2 separate regions of the Homo sapiens genome follow, and region 1 is linked to region 2. The links are chromatin loops, found by intact Hi-C in ENCODE. Cell type or tissue: MCF 10A. All regions are shown on one strand. Links, peaks and the distances in the headings refer to the core of each region. The heading gives the core; the rest is flanking DNA.

Region 1 (8,312 bases), core at 1,728-4,227, 51 kb before region 2:
AGAAAAAAACAGTGAGGGGGACAGTAGCATAGGAACCTTTTTCATGCCAGTATTTCCAAACTGGCTGTCCATTAGATTCCCTACACAGCTTTTCACACATTCTTGAGTTTGAAATCCAGAATCACAATCTTTTAGAGATGAGAATCGGGTATTTTCCAAAGCCTCATTAATTTAGCCAGGTGCATAGCCAGGGTTGAGACACTGTCTTACCCCTAAGTCTTTCCTTTCACTTATAAACCACTACAGGATATCTCAGCCTATTTAACAAAGATTATTTTTAGAGCTAAAAGGCAGCTTAGCCATCAGATGAGGTGAAACCAATAGCCTTATTTTATGGCTGAAGAAAAAAAGGCCTAGAAAGGTCGAAATATTAGGCCAGGTGCAGTGGCTCATGCCTGTAATCCCAGCACTTTGAGAGACCAAGGCGGGAGAATCACCGAGGTCAGGAGTCCGAGACCAGCCTGGCCAATGTGATGAAACCCCGTCTCTACTAAAAATACAAAAATTAGCTGGGTGTGGTGGTGCACACCTGTACTCCCAGCTACTCAGGAGGCTGAGGCAGGAGAATCACTTGAACCTGGGAGGTGGAGGTTGCAGTGAGCTGAAATCACACCACTGCAATCCAGCCTGGGTGACAGAGTGGATTGCAAAAAAAAAAAAAAGTTGAAATATTACACTTGCCCCAGCCTAGAACTTGAACCCAGCTCCTCTCGTTGCCAAATTCTTCTGCTGAAGATCACCTATGCAGTAACTTGCCGAGGACACATGACCTGAATCTATTCATGAGGAAACACCAAAACCAAAACAAGAAACATGCTTCTAAATACGCATGTGTTTGTGGGGGAGAGGTCTTATATCCTTCAACAATAGTAACGTTACAGCCAAATTCACAGAGACAGTAAGCATAATGGGGGTTGCCAAGGACTGAGGGCTGGAAAACAGAGTTAGAAGGTACAGTTTCAGTTGCAGAAGATGAAAATGTTCTTGAGATGGATGATGGTAATGGTACAAGAATGTAAACATACTGAATGCCACAGAACCACATACTTGAAAATGGTTAAAATTGTCCATTTTATGGTATACACATTTTGCCACAATAAAAAATGGCAATATTATGCAAGGTAAAACTTCAGAATTACGATGTTGCATCTTTTCCACACACAAGAATTTTCTGACTTTAAAAGTTGATTAAAATATTTTAGGGCTGGACCCAGTGGCTCAGTCCTATAATCTCAGCACTTTGGGAGGCCAAGGAGGGCCAATCACTTGAGATCAGAAGTTCAAGACCAGTCTGGCTAAAATGGTGAAACCCCGTCTCTACTAAAAATATAAAAATTAGCTGGGCATGGTGGCACGCCTGTAATCTCAGCTACTTGGGAGGCTGAGGCATAGAATCGCTTGAACCTGGGAGGTGGAAGGTGTAGTGAGCCATGATTTCATCACTGCACTCCAGCCTGGGTGACAGAGTGAAACTCTGTCTCAAAAAAAAAAAAAAAAAAAAATTCATTTTAATGGTCAGGCGCAGTGATTCACGCCTCTAATCCCAGTACTTCAGGAGGCCAAGGCAGGAGGACTGCTTGAGCTGAGAAGTTCGAGACCAGCCTGGGCAACACCGTACAATCCCATCTCTACAGAAAAACAAAACAAAATTACTCCAAGGTGGTGGTGTGTGCTTGTAGTCCCTGCTACTCAGGAGGCTGAGGTGGGAGGATTGCTGCCCAGGAGGTTGAGGCTGCAGTGAGCTATGATCGTGCCATTGTACTCCAGCCTTGGCATCAAAGGGAGACTTTGTCTCAAAATAAGTAAAATAAAAAGTAAAAATAAAAATATATCATTTTAATGCATTGTTTTTAGGGCATATTTGCTGTTCTGCCTTGAATTTATGGAGACAAGTTAGAAGTACAGTACTCTGAAACTCTGCCAATTCTTGAATGAGAACCAACCAAAGACATATAATGCTTCAGCTCTAGGGCCATCCTGCTAGGAAAATTCTATTTTTTAGTAAATGAGAAACACACATATACTTAACAGCATGTTGCATGTTTTTTAAAAAGTCAAAAATTATGAATAAAATAATAATAATTTGTATTGTCATTTTATATAATAAGATGTTCCATAAAAATATTTTGTTACGATAATCACTTCTCTTAGATACCGGATGAATACCACAAATAACAAATCTATAACTAATTAAATTCAAATTTAGTCTAGGAATTCCAAACGATCCATATGGTTGGTTTAACCACAGTATTTTCAATATACATTGTTTTTTTCTTTTAAAGTATCAAACTTTGTATTAAAAACTGATTTTTCACTGTGTAGTATAGTCTTGCCCATATGCACACCAATTTAATGACAGAAATATATCATGAGATATAGTTATTAAACAAAATATTTTTCTACTTCTAATTCTATAATAATGGGGAAAAAAATTTAAAGATCTCCTGGACGAAACAACAGGAAAAGAAAAATCACTGGATACGAGAAAAATAAGAACCAAATGTATTTTATTTATTTTTATTTTTATTTATTTCTGAGACAGGGTCTCGCTCTGTCATCCAAGCTGGAGTACAGTGGTGCTAACACAGCTCACTGTAGCCTCAACCTCTGAGCTCAAGTGATCCTCCTGCCTCAGCCTCCTGGAGTAGCTGGGACAACAGGCACACCCCAGCACACCTGGCTAATTTTTTAAAATTTTTTATAGACACCAGGTCTAGCCATGTTGCCTAGGCTGGTTTCAAACTTGTGGGCTCTAGCAATCCTCCTGCCTTGACCTCCCAAAGAATCAAATGTAAACACTCAAATAAATCCAAATGTTTTACTTGACACTTTTCATTAATACCTTAAACATTTTAAGAGTCCCTTGTTCTTTTCTATTCTACCAGGAAGTATAAGGTACTGCTAAAGAGCATAGGATTTACAATCATATGACCAGTTCAAATACCAGCTCTACCATTTACTTGCTGGAAATGGTACTCATCTGGAAATGAGAAGAAATTATAATAGGAGATATACCTAATGCTAAATGACGAGTTAATGGGTGCAGCACACCAACATGGCACATGTATACATATGTAACAAACCTGCACATTGTGCACATGTACCCTAAAACTTAAAGTATAATAATAAAAAAATAAAAAATCTATTAAACCTGCCTGAATATGCAATGTGAAACTGCTATACTTCATTAAATTCATTAAAATAGAGGGTAAATAAATGGTAGAAATATTTGATATAAATGAGTCAAAGAGCTGATCATCTTAATTACATAAGGAGGTCACACAAATTAGTAATAAACTAAAACTGTAATAGACAAACTAGAAAACACATGAACTGGGAACTCACAGAAGATGAAATACAAATGCCTACCAAGCATATCAGAAGTAAAAAAAAAAAAAAAAAAGCAGAACCTGTTAAATGAAATGTATGGGAGGCCACTGGTTTGGACTGAGCTTCTGCACTAGGCCCTATATACCAGACAAGACCAAAATGGAGTCACTCAGAATGCAGTTATTATCTGGCTGGGAGCCACATAATCAAACTGAACTTTGAAATGGGCCTGTTTTCAGAAAAAAAATTAGGAGACGCACAGCAGCCAATGAGGAGGAGCCTAGTTTACCTGGGCCAGTGTAACAAGAAAGTCCTCTCTGTTTTAATTCTATAAGGAAAGTTACTTTGAAATGACCAATTCACTTTTCATTTCCTGTTTCTGCTTTCTTCAGCCCTTTCCAGCCTATAAAAATAACGTCCTCTGCTCAGCTCATGGGAGCACCTTTTCTAAATGTTTAGATGAGATGCTACTGATTCATGAATTGCTAATAAAAACCTAGTATCTTTAAACTAAATTTGTTGCAATTTTGGTTTTTAACAAACCTTAGAAGGAATTAAAAAATAGCACATTAAAACAGTGGAAACCAGTCCCCTCTATGCTCCTGAAACAAATATTAGTCATACAGCATTCCTGAAAGCAATTTTGCAATATGCTTAAAGAGCCTTTAAAAATGTTCTCATTCCTTGATCTAATTATTCCACGGTCAGGAATATATCCTAGAAATAAAACCTGAAATAATAAAATATAAGATGATACAAGATGATAGAGCCATTAAAATTTTTTTTATAAGACCATTCATCAATATAGGCGATATCATTCCAATGTAAATGCATATACACACACACACGCACACATGTGCATGCACACAAACACAGGAAATATAAAAGTGCTGATATTGAAGTGGTGTAATTTACCTTTTGCTACCAAATTTGTCTAATAAGCATAGATTATTTTCACTAATAAAAATACTGTTTTAATTATTCTATTATTAATAAATATTACACTTCTATACATATATAAAATGTATCTCAATGTATTTGATAGTTGATATCTCTGGAAAAATATGTTTGCATTTCAGTTTCTACTTTCCTTGGCCTCACTTTCTTATAGTTTAAAAACTTAATTTACCTGCTGAGCCATTCCCACTGTTCTGGCAAATCTTCAAAAAAACAGACATTATAATTCCTACTGGGGGTAGGGGATGTAGGATCTAGATTAATCTAAATTAATCCTAAAATGTATTTCTAGAGAAAGGTGCCTATAGGCACCCGCTCGTTCTCTCTTTGCAGAGCCTAGTGCACAGGCAGTGGTTTTCTCTGCTTTCCGATTTACTTCAGTTCACTAACAGGAAATGCCAACCCTAAGGCCAATCCATCTGATTGGTTCTCTAACCCCATCCCAACTCCTGGTAAAAGGCCCCTTTCCTCTGGGGTTAATTTCTGATCCCATCAACAACTGGAAGCATGACTCAAAAATGAGCAAAACCTTTTCCAAACCCCTCACCCTGGTAGGAAGGTTCCTGATGCCCAGCCCCACACTTCAGATGCTAACCTTTGGAAAGAGACAGCAACCCAAATCAAGACCAATTATTTCTGGCTTACTCCCCAACCATCTCTCTCCATGAAGAAAATTCTATGATTCTGATACTTGAATCAATGTGAGTTTTTATGCACAGTGGCATAATATGTGGCCCAACTGAAACTTACTATGCTGAAAATTTAACCTCACAACACTTAGCCAGGGGAAAAACATATATATTGTATTTATAGCCCCGAAAGGAGTAATACCAATACTTGTAAAGTACATTATTTCTGCTTTCTTAATTAAAATTATGCTACCATCTTTTAATATGGTTATTTTTAAGCAAGCAATGAAATATTTTATAAATATGCAAAAGTAAGTTTCTGAAAACTTTACTGAGTAGATTTATAAGGATTTAAAGTATAAAAAATTTCTGATAGAGTTCACTGGAGTAAAGTCAAACCCATTAAGAAGTATAACATGTATTCATCCTACATTTGTTCATGTGTTATTAGAAAAGATATATCAAAAGTAAGCACATCCTCCCATCATTATTATGAGCCAGTTCAAATTGTTCAAATAGTATTATCGGTTTTCAGTATAGCACTGAAGTAAAGATCAGGAGGTCTCAATGTAATTCCCACTCTACCACTTAACTATCTACATAATCCTGGGCAATTTTCTTAATTTTCCAATGCTTCAGTTTTAACATCTATAAAATGGGAATATTAACAGAACAGTTTTCACAGACTTGTGAAGAACAAATTGAATTCATTTAAAGCATTCGTAATAGCATTTGAACACTGTAGCACACTATAAAAATAGCTATAATAGGAGTAAATGCTTAGAAAAGAGTCTCCAAGTTAACGTTCACTAATATATGTGGGTCAGAGGTAGGGCCTCTGAAGTCCACGCCACCTGTTTCACATTTGCCCTCTAAAATGAGTGACACCAACTAGAACTATCAGCATGAAAAGTATAATGGATGGATTTGCTTTAAAATGGCATAATGTTGTAATCTAGTTTTTATTAACCTGAAACATGTTATCGTGATGATATCAGCAATGGTTGGTAAAAGGTTATTACCAAGTGTGTAAATGTTTGAGGAACAGACTAAGTGTGTAGGCCAACATTTCAAATGAAAAGCACAAGTTACTTTCTCATTATAGAACAAATCCACATCCACCTTGTCATGTTGATTTACATCAGTTTCCTTATCTTATGTGTTTTTACTGATAACTAAAGGAACAATTGTAGATTCCATTCATCTTATAAAATGTATTATCTTTCTGTTAACTTCAGCATACCACAAAGTCGGAGTGTCAAAAAGCAGTAACGATGCCTACCAAACATCTCAAATTATTTAATAATTACTATGAACTTACCTTTATCAACAAGGCATGAAATGATCTTCCTTTCCTTTCACATCTAAGAAAGAGTAGGCTGAACTCCACCCTGTCAACAAAGAGACAAAAACTGAATTGCTATTTGTGGCTTGAGAAAGGTTTATTATTATTTACCAGTTCAAATGCAGAATCATGGTAATACATAATGGAATTGGGGGATGGGAGGGGAAGTACAGTTCTTCCGTTTTTTTCTTTTGAGATGGAGTCTCGCTCCATCGCCCAGGCTGGAGTGCAGCGGCGCGATCTTGGCTCACTGCAAGCTCCGCCTCCCGGGTTCACACCATTCTCCTGCCTCAGCCTCCCAAGTAGCAGGGACTGCAGGTGCCCGCCACTACACATGGCTAATTTTTTGTATTTTTAGTAGAGACGGGGTTTCACCGTGTTAGCCAGGATGGTCTCAATCTCCTGACCTCGTGATCCACCCACCTCGGCCTCCCAAAGTGCTGGGATTACAAGCGTGAGCCACCACGTCCAGCCTCATTTGTTATTATTAATTGAAAAGATGTACTAAAAATAAAGCACATCTTCCCATGATTATTGTGAACCAGTTCAAACTGTTAAAACAGTATTACAGGTTTTCACTATAGCACTGTAGTAGAGATCAAGAACACCTCAAAGTTCTAACTTTTGGTGTAATTTTTAACAAAGTTCTAACTTTTTACTATAGCACCTCAAAGTTCTAATGTTTGAGCTCCTAGCTTGTGAATAAGAGAAAATATAATATTCCATATAATAGAATTACAGACACCATATGATGTTTCTCTGGTATCTTTCCAAAAAGAAGCAAATACTAAGTCTTACTAGACTTACAGTTTGGGGATGTTACTTAGTGCAAGGATTTTGATACTTAAATGCTGGCCACAGATTTATTTATTATTATTTTTTTTGAGACGGTGTCTCGCTCTGTTGCCCAGGCTGGACTACAGTGGCGCGATCTCGGCTCACTGCAAGCTCTGCCTCCCGGGTTCACGCCATTCTCCTGCCTCAGCCTCCAGAGTAGCTGGGACTACAGGCGTCTGCCACCACGCCCGGCTAATTTTTTGTATTTTTAGTAGAGACGGCGTTTCACCATATTGGTCAGGCTGGTCTCGAACTCCTGACCTCAAGTGATCTACCCGCCTCGGCCTCCCAAAGTCCTGGGATTACAGACAGGCAGGAGCCACCGCACCCGGCCAATAGCCACAGATTTTAAGAGTAAATATATAAACTGACTTTGATCTATAACATTTTTCTAATCAAGTTTACTTACTAAAAAATAGAAAGCAAAAGATAATCAGATTTCTACAGCCTTTTGTTAGTATTCACATCACCAATACCCTCTTCTACTAAAATGTATAAATCACAATTAGATTTTAATTGATATAAAATATATTTTTCTATATTTACATATGCTCCATGATTTCCATATTTTCCAAAACATAAACAAAAAGAGACACAAGCTTAAAGGAGAAGACTGAGAGCAGTATGGCTGTGGTAGTCAAATTAAGGTCAAAAATAAGACTATAGCAACACTTTCCATTCTAAAAACAGAATTACTATATGACCCAGCAATTCCACTGTTGGATATATAATCCAAAGAATTGAAAGCAGAATCTCAAAGAGATATTTGCACACCCATGTTCACTGCAGTATTATTCACAATAGTCAAAAGCTGAAAACAACCCAAATGTCCACTGAAAGATGAATGGATAAAACAAAATGTGGTATGTATATATATACACACACATACACATATATATACACACATATATATATAAAATATTTAGCCTTAAGAAGGAAATCCTGTCACATGCTACAAGATGGATGAACCTTGAAGACATCATGCTAAGTAAAATAAGCCAGTCACTACAAGACAAACACTGTATGATTCAACTTACATGAGGTATCTAAAGTACTCAAGCTCAAACAAACAGAAAGAAGGTAGAATGGTGGCTGCCAGGGACGTGAAGAAAAGAAAATGGGGCTTGTGGCTTAATCCAGAGTTTCAGGTCTCCAAGATGAAAAAGTTCTGGAAATCTGTTGCACAATAACGTGAATATACTTAACACAGCTGA
Region 2 (8,312 bases), core at 3,154-5,653:
TAATAATAGTGTCAGGAGTAAATAATAAACAGTAATACATCACTTAATGGCAGAAATAGGTTCTGAGAAATGTCATTATTTCCTTACATGAACACCATAGAGTGTACTTACACAAACTTAAATGGTATAGCCTATTGCTCCCAGGCTACAAACCTGTACACCATTTCTCTGTACTAAATACTGTAGGCCAGCGGTTCTCAACCTTTTTGGCACTAGGGACCAGTTTCATGGAAGACAGTTTTCCCATAGACCAGGGTGGGAGTGTAGGGGGATGGTTTGGGGATGATTCAAGTGTATTACATTTATTGTGCACTTTATTATTATTAATATTACATTGTAATACATAATGAAATAATTATACAACTCACCATGATGTAGAATCAGTGGGAGCCCTGAGCTTGTTTTCCTGCAACTAGACAATCCCACCTGGGAGTGATGGGAGACAGTGACAGATTATCAGGTAGTATATTCTCATAAGAAGCTCACAACCCAGATCCCTCATATGTGCTGTTCACAGTAGGGTTCGCAATCCTATGAGAATCAATTGCCACAGCTTATCTGACAGGAGACAGAGCTCAGGCAGTAATGTGAGTGATGGGAAGTGGCTATAAATACAGGTGAAGCTTAGCTAGCTTCCCTGCTGTTCATCTCCTGCTGTGTGGTCCCGTTCCTTACAGGCCCCAGACTGGGGGCTGGGGATCCCTGCTGTAGGCAACTATAACATAATGGTATTTGTGTATTTTAACATATCTAAACATACAAAAGGTACAGTAAAAATAAATATAAAGGCAAAACTGTACCATAAAAAATGGTACACTTGTACAGGGCACTTACCATGAATGGAGCTTACAGGACTGAAAGTTTCTCTGGGTGAGTGGTACATGAATGAGGAATCCTACGACATTACTGTACACTAATGCAGACTTTATAAACATTGTATACTTAGGTTTAACTAATCTATGTTATAAATATTTTTCTTTAATAATTAACCTTAGCTCACTATAACTTTTTTACTTCATAATTTTGTAACTTTCTGACACTTTTGCAGGAACATTTAGCTTAAAACACAAACACATTGTACAGCTATACAAAAATATTTTTTCATTATATCCTTATTCTATAAGCTTTCTTCTACGTTTTTTTTTTTTTTTTTTACTTTTTAAACTTTCTTGTTAAAAACGAGGACACACACACATTAGCCTAGGCCTACACAGGGTCAGGATCACCAATGTCACTGTCTTTCCCCTCCATATCCTGTCCCACTAGAAGGTCTTCAGGGGCAATAACACACATAGAGCTGTCATCTCCTATGGTAACAATGTCTTCTTCTGGAATGCCTCCTAAAGGACCTGCCTGAGGCTTTTTTACAGTTAACCTTTTCTTTTTTATAATTAGTAGGAGTACATTCCAAAATAATGACAAAAAGTGGAATCAATACATAAACCTGTAACATAGTCATTTATTATCAAGAATTATGATAAACTGTACATAATTGTCATTGTGCTATACTTTTGTATGATTGGCAGCACAGGTTTGTTTACACCAGCATCACCATGAACAGGTGAGTAACGTGTCGTGCTATGGCGTTACGATGGCTACAGTGTCACTAGGCAGCAACAGGAATTTTTCAGCAACATCCTTATGGGACCACTGTCACACATGTGGGTCTCAATGACCAAAACGTCATTATATTGCACATGACTGTATTTCCTTCCAGTGGTAAATCAAAAAAAGTAATACATGATTATTTTATGAATTTTATTAACATCCACCTCTACTATTTCAGATATATGGTAGTATCTAGAAGTAAGTTTTCCCAAAGGCAACCCCAGTAATAGCAATGCTTGAAGGAGTTTAAAAGGGGTGAGAGAGGAACAATCTAAAATTATATGCTACATGGAATCAAATCTCATCTATGATGCCACTTAACGAAAACCAGTGATTCAAAAATATTTTAAATATTGAAATTTTAAAATAGTTTTGACAAAATATGAATCACTTATTTATCTAACAGAATTATATTTATAAATACAAAGTATAGCAAAGTGTATAAATGTGAACACATATATGAATAGAATTCTATAATCACATATCGTGTTAAAACATTAACTTTTCTGAATGTCTTAAGTCAAAAATATCCCATATTAACATTTCTAATGTTTTTTCTAAATTTTGAATTTTCCCTTTTGAAGCTGTCCAAAAAATAGTTTATTATTTATCTCTAAGAAAATTTACTGTAACAAACATATGCAAGAGTTATTTAATATAAACATACTTTCTATGATGACCTAAATATATTACTTATCAGAACTAGCTGATAACTATCATGAAAACTCCATGTCATATACTTACATAATAAGTCTCATTTCTAATATTTTTAAATTCAGAATAATTATTTTTTCTCAAACTCTTCCTACAAAAGATAGATGCACTGAATTTTATCTAAATAAAACTGCCTACTGCTCAAAGAGAAGCTTCCAAGCTACTGTTTATCCTTCCCAAATTTAGAAATGCGTTACAAATCTTCTGCACTATTTTTCAAGCCAATCACTGTAAAATATAATAAACTACATCTCTCATGTCACATAATCCTGACCTTGGGGATTATAACAGGTATCATCCCTCCTTTTCCCTTAGCACCTTGGACTTCCTTACTAGAGCACTTCATTCTTTAGGAAAGGCTGTTTCCTTTCCTCTCCATTTCTATGCACTCTTAATTCTGTGAGGATCAGCACTGTGCTCCTTTTATCTACCGGTGTGCATCCAGCACCTAGCACAGTGCCCATGAAGCCCCTACTAAGGACCCAATAAATAACTGTTGAAGGCCAGGTGCCATGGCTCATGCCTATAATCCTGGCACCTTGGGAGGCTGAGGTGACAAGATCGCTTGAGCCCAGGAGTTCAAGACCAGTCAGGGCAATGTAGCAAAACCCTGTTTCTACAAAAATCATCCAGGCATAGTGGCGTGTGCCTGTAATCCCAGCTACTCAGGAGGCTGAGGTGGGAGGATCTGTTAGCTCAGGAGGTCGAAGCTGCAGTGTCCCAAAAAAAAAAAAAAAAGGAAAATAAAATCATTGTTGAAAGAATTTCCTAAGAGCAACATCATAAAGAAATTATGCCCTATTGGAATAAATTGAGAGAGAAAGCTTAAAGAAAAGGATAAAAGCACGCCTCCCTGTGAAAACTAAATTCCTCAGGAATTCTACTTGCACTTCTTTAACTCACAGAAGCATAAACTTAAGGTACAGTCAGGGTGTGGTATGTGAGGTCAGATATTTAATCTACAGTTAATCCAGCTCTACTTTTACTAAATCATGAATCATAAACTTTCAACACCTTTTTCATTATACCACACCTATTTTCTACTTGGCAAGAATGCATTATCTTTTTTTTTTTTTAATGACTTCTCTCACACACACACCCTAAGCATAAAAACTTGACACCTAAATATCACTACTCAGAATAGAAGGGCCTTCTTTTAAAAGCATACATATTTTTAAATGATTAGCTCTTTATTTTTTAAACTATGTTCCAGGAAACCCTAGTGCAGTGGTTCTCACATGTATCAGAATCATCTGGAAGGCTTGTTAAAACACAGACATCTAGGCCCTACCATCAGATCTAATTCAATAGGTTTGGGGTGGGGTCCAGATTGATGGTGATGCTCATAGTGCTGGGACCTCACTTTGAGGATGAGAGTCCAAGGGTGCTTGTTAATAGATGTTCTCTAAGGGAAAAAAAATATCCATTCTCAAATAATTCTGGAAAATGCTGCATATTCTATATGCCCTCTTAACATTTCAGTATACACATTCACATACTGGAAGCCCTGAAAGTTCTGCAGTAAATTAATATGTTTTATACTGTTTATCAAACAAAATTATTTGACCCTGGAATCCTGTAATCAAAGAGCGGTAATTAACATCTTAATATGCTCTGTAGAATACACTGTGGAAAAATCTACATTGGACTCTTTAAAAGTGTTTTCTTTAAAATATATTTCAGCAGAAAAAATTCTGTTATTGGAAATAACCCAAATTATTACCATGTATGATTCCTGTCCAAATAAAATAAAAGCATCTCAACTTCAGATCAGGCACTGTTCACTCAATCATGTATCTCATTTCTTGCAATGCTACTTTTTATAGTTCTGGGTGTGAGGTAAATATCAAGATCACACAATGTTTTAGTTATTAATCCTATTAATTAGAAACTAGGTATAATTTAACACTATTTTAAATTTGAATTAATGAAAGCCACAAATTCACCTTTATTTGTTCACATTTACGAATAAAATGTGTAAGGCAATGGAATGAAACACTTTACGTATATTCAAGTGAAAACATTTTCTCACACGTGACCTTATCTGCTGTTTACAAACACCTTGTGTGAAACTGATATGGCAGGCATTTTTCTCTCTGTGTTAGCATGAGTTGGTTAACTGAGAAAAGGAAAAGCAAGTGAGTCACCAATTATGGAACTAGGTGATGACATGTCTTTTGACTCACATTCCAGTCATCTCTCCATGACACTGTGCTGCTTCGATGAAAACTTTTATACTCATCCCGTTGATTTTATCTGACAACTTTTCTCTTTCTCCTCCCTTTTAATCACAAAAACTGCATGTGAAAATAAATAAATATTTAAAATCTTTCACATCATAGGATAGACAGATACTTTCAAATACTGCTACATGGGAAGCTAGGCACTGCTGGCTGCCACAAAAACAGCAAGAATGAATCATTAGGAGAAGAAAAAGAAGGGAAAAATGCTGAACAAAGGCATCAGTGAATATTTAATAGAATTTTTTAAAGTAAGCTCTCTAAGGAAAGACATTTTTGTCTGCTCACATGCCTAACTCAGTGTCTGCCAAACTAGAGATATTCCATACTTATTTGTTGAACCTGTATCAAGAGGCAGTAATGTGCAAACAGCACAAAACCATAAATAATATATTTGAGAAATATATAAAGTTTATATACACTTTATATACATATATTTGAGAAACATATTTGAGAAACAGAAATAAAGTTTATATACACTTTTTATAAACAAAGTATATATACACTTTATTTTCAAAGGGTTATTTATTAAAGAGATTTTCAAAAGGCATTACGAACTTTATATAACATAATCATACTGTCTCAAGTCAAAGACAGAGGAACTACTGCTTAAAACTCTAAACTTGCAAAAGGAAGTGCTTTTGCTATTGAAGCCTCAACTAACTCAACCAGAGAGACACAGAGGGGGATGAGGAATGAGGAAAAGGGAACGCTTATTACATAAAATGCCATTTTGGAAACAGTATTCCCCTAATGAGCCAAATTAGATTATATTTCATATTAGGAAAATTACTTCCTTAAAAACCTACAGATTTTTTAGAATTCAGTATTTTTGGCTTATTTTTGTAATTATATCATTTGAAAGTAGTATTATGCTGCAAGTTTTACTCAAATAAATTATTTTAATTAAAGAATTTACATCTGTTTGGCAAAGTTACTATATTTTAATTCCTACATTTTATTGGCAAAACTGTTTCTCTTGGAAAGGTAGGGTTTTTCACTGAAATCGATACGACTAATATAAAACTATTGATTTCAGTTTCAACAATTTAATATTATAAGCATATATTTACCTTTCCTTTTGGGTAAGCAGAATAAAATGTTTCCTAAATTACTAATAACAGGGACTTTAGCAGGGTAGCAATTATGCATGTTTCCATTTTTATTAATGTATAGAACATTCCAGATGTTCCTCTTTGCTTGGTATTCCTGAGATTCTCCCTACCTTAAAAATGGTAAAGTAATTGAATAAAAAAAAAAGTCTTGTAAAAGGAATTTCAACGATTCCACATTTTTTATAAGAAAATCTAAAATCTGCAAGAACAAATTCTCCTCTGAAAATGACTTAAACAAGTGAGAGCAGGGACACAGCAGAAAAGCACAGTGCAAAAGAGAACAAAGGGAGCAGGAAGTGAACCTGGAAGCAGTCCAGCCCGAGTGAGCTTTAAAACATGGTGAAAGAAGACCCCAGTGCTGCAGGTGTGCAAATGACTACATTTGACAGAGAAATAACATCTGCAATATCCCCGAGACCTTTTCTGAACCTTAATATTCTTCACCAGTTATCAACTCTACCGAAAGACCACAGCCGAAGGCTCAAGTAAGATCTCTAGGCAGTCCCTATTTAAGAACTAATGTTTCACTTATGCTTCACATTATCTTTGAAAATCTAATTCTACATTAAGTACCATTCTGTCAATTTATCTATTGACTGGCCCTTATCAAATAAACAAATAAAAATATGAATTAATATTTTTGAGGAAATGATTTTAAAATTTTTTTTTCCACAAATAAAAATAAACCTTTAGATCCTGTTCCAATAACCAATGGCACTGGGGAAAAAGTAATATCTGTAATGCAAAAGCCTAAAATAAAAAAGAAATGTTACCATATGCCTGGCTCCAAAGTTTAGAAAAACAGAAAAAATATCCTTTGTTGTGGTATTTTTAATTCTCTACAAATGTAATGTGTACTTATAAAATTTGTTTTTATTTTCTTATATTAATAAAACTATTTCCATTCAGAAAAATAGACTGCAATGCAATCCATTTTCTTTCCACATTCTGCAAAGCATTTTGATATTTGTATAAAGGCAGTCTGGATTTACCCATTACAATAGTACTCTGTTTTACTCCCCAGAACTATTGCAACCAGGCACTGTCACCCATGTATTTTGTCAATGGTGGTTTAGGAAAATCAAAGGGTCCCAATTCTTGCCAATGAGAAGGCAAGTCTGCCACAAGATTTCTGGGAAAGGTTTTTTCCCATCTTAAAAAAAAAGATGGTACTATTTTGTTTTGTTTTGTTTTGTTTTTACTTTTGAGACAGGGTCTCACTCTATCACCCAGACTGCAGTGCAGTGGCATGATAATAGCTCACTGCAGCCTTGAATTCCTGGGCTCAAGGGATCCTCTCACCTCTGCCTCCTGAGTAGCTGGGACTACAGGTATATGCCACACTGCTCAGCTAATTTTTAAAAATTTTTCGTAAAGATGACCTCTCACTTTCTTGCCCAGGCTGGTCTCAAACTCCTGGGCTCAATAGATCCTCCTGCCTCAGCCTCCTGAGTAGCTGGGATTACAGGCATGAGCTACCACACCCAGTAGTACTATTCTTATAGCTGAAAGTGGTATCTGCTGCTAACAGCCAGAGGATGGGGCCACCACAGAATGTCAGAGACTAGCGATGAACTCCCATCCACAAAAAGAACACTTAACATGAGTCTGGAATGACATTATTGAGCTTCTAGTCTGTATCAATCACCTCTGGCATCAAAACTACATGAACATCCACTTAAAAGAGATTCTAAACGTCCTTCTTTTTCAAGTAAGCTTGTATTGAAATTTTCTGTTTGCATCCAACATTGTTCTACCTAATGCACCAATGTAACAAAATGTCCATTTAAATTAGTTAACTGATCAAGGAGTCCATGTTACAAATTTCAGTAACTACAATTTTGTAAAACACAAAAACTAGACAATAATTTGAACACTATATATAACTTTCATTACATTTTTATTTTATAAAATAAAAATTTACCCAATATAAAAACGTTTTTACTCAAAAGCATACCAAATTTTCCCCATTTTTCCCCAAGATCAATTAAACAGAAATTTTTCTGTGTGAATCAAATCTTTTAAATAAAATTCTTATTTGCCTTATTTCACAAGTAAATGTTTTCATTCTCTCAGACAAAATTAATTCTCTAAATGTCATATAGACAGTAAAAATGAGTTCTCATTTTATAATTTCTTTATTCAAATGAGCTTTTTAGAAAATAACCAGAATGTTTAAAAACAGATCAGTTCAAATAGCATAAGGATACACTACCTTAGTGTCTGCATTTGGGGCTAAACCATGAAGTGGTTCAAGTTTGGAAGCTCCATAAGTGATTAAGATACTTGCTCTGTTCACATGCTCACAGTGCAGTAAATAAATGAGACACTGAAGAGACAAGAACCATATAATAAGTGCTACCACAGAACTGTGTACCAGCACAAAGAAGCATCTGATTAACAGGTGAATTCATGGAGAAGGAAAAAGTTACGGTGGGGAAGGTTTCCTTAGCTTCCTCCTGAATGGATGCATGGGAAAGTGCTGGCAATGATCAGGCTAATTAGAATTAAGTGGTAAATTCGTGCATCAAAACTCAGACAAAAATGTTAGTATCTTTAAATGCTTGAATTAGATCAATTAAACATTTCATTTTACTTCATTATAATTCTGAAAGAAATTTAAACACCAAATAAG

What was found. A loop is a pair of places that touch in the nucleus more often than their neighbours do. Peaks named below come from ENCODE experiments on the same cell type or tissue, not always from the same donor. Only the 100,000 strongest peaks of a DNase experiment are listed, where the experiment ranks them.
Region 1: it touches region 2 in a loop (6-fold over the local background); 4 of 110 quality-filtered maps call a loop at or near these places.

Annotation. Positions count from the first base shown.
Region 1 is chr4:94,873,826-94,882,137 of GRCh38, reverse strand. BMPR1B (bone morphogenetic protein receptor type 1B) reads right to left here. Exons shown (of 13, transcript NM_001203.3): 2 at 6,238-6,307. Among named protein-coding and RNA genes, the nearest start is that of BMPR1B, 120 kb to the right of the region's middle. In MCF 10A, for the core only: no CTCF peak of the experiment used is centred there; no DNase peak of the experiment used is centred there.
Region 2 is chr4:94,824,076-94,832,387 of GRCh38, reverse strand. All of the region lies in intron 1 of BMPR1B (bone morphogenetic protein receptor type 1B), which reads right to left. Among named protein-coding and RNA genes, the nearest start is that of BMPR1B, 70 kb to the right of the region's middle. In MCF 10A, for the core only: no CTCF peak of the experiment used is centred there; DNase peaks (open chromatin) are centred at 3,297 and 4,477.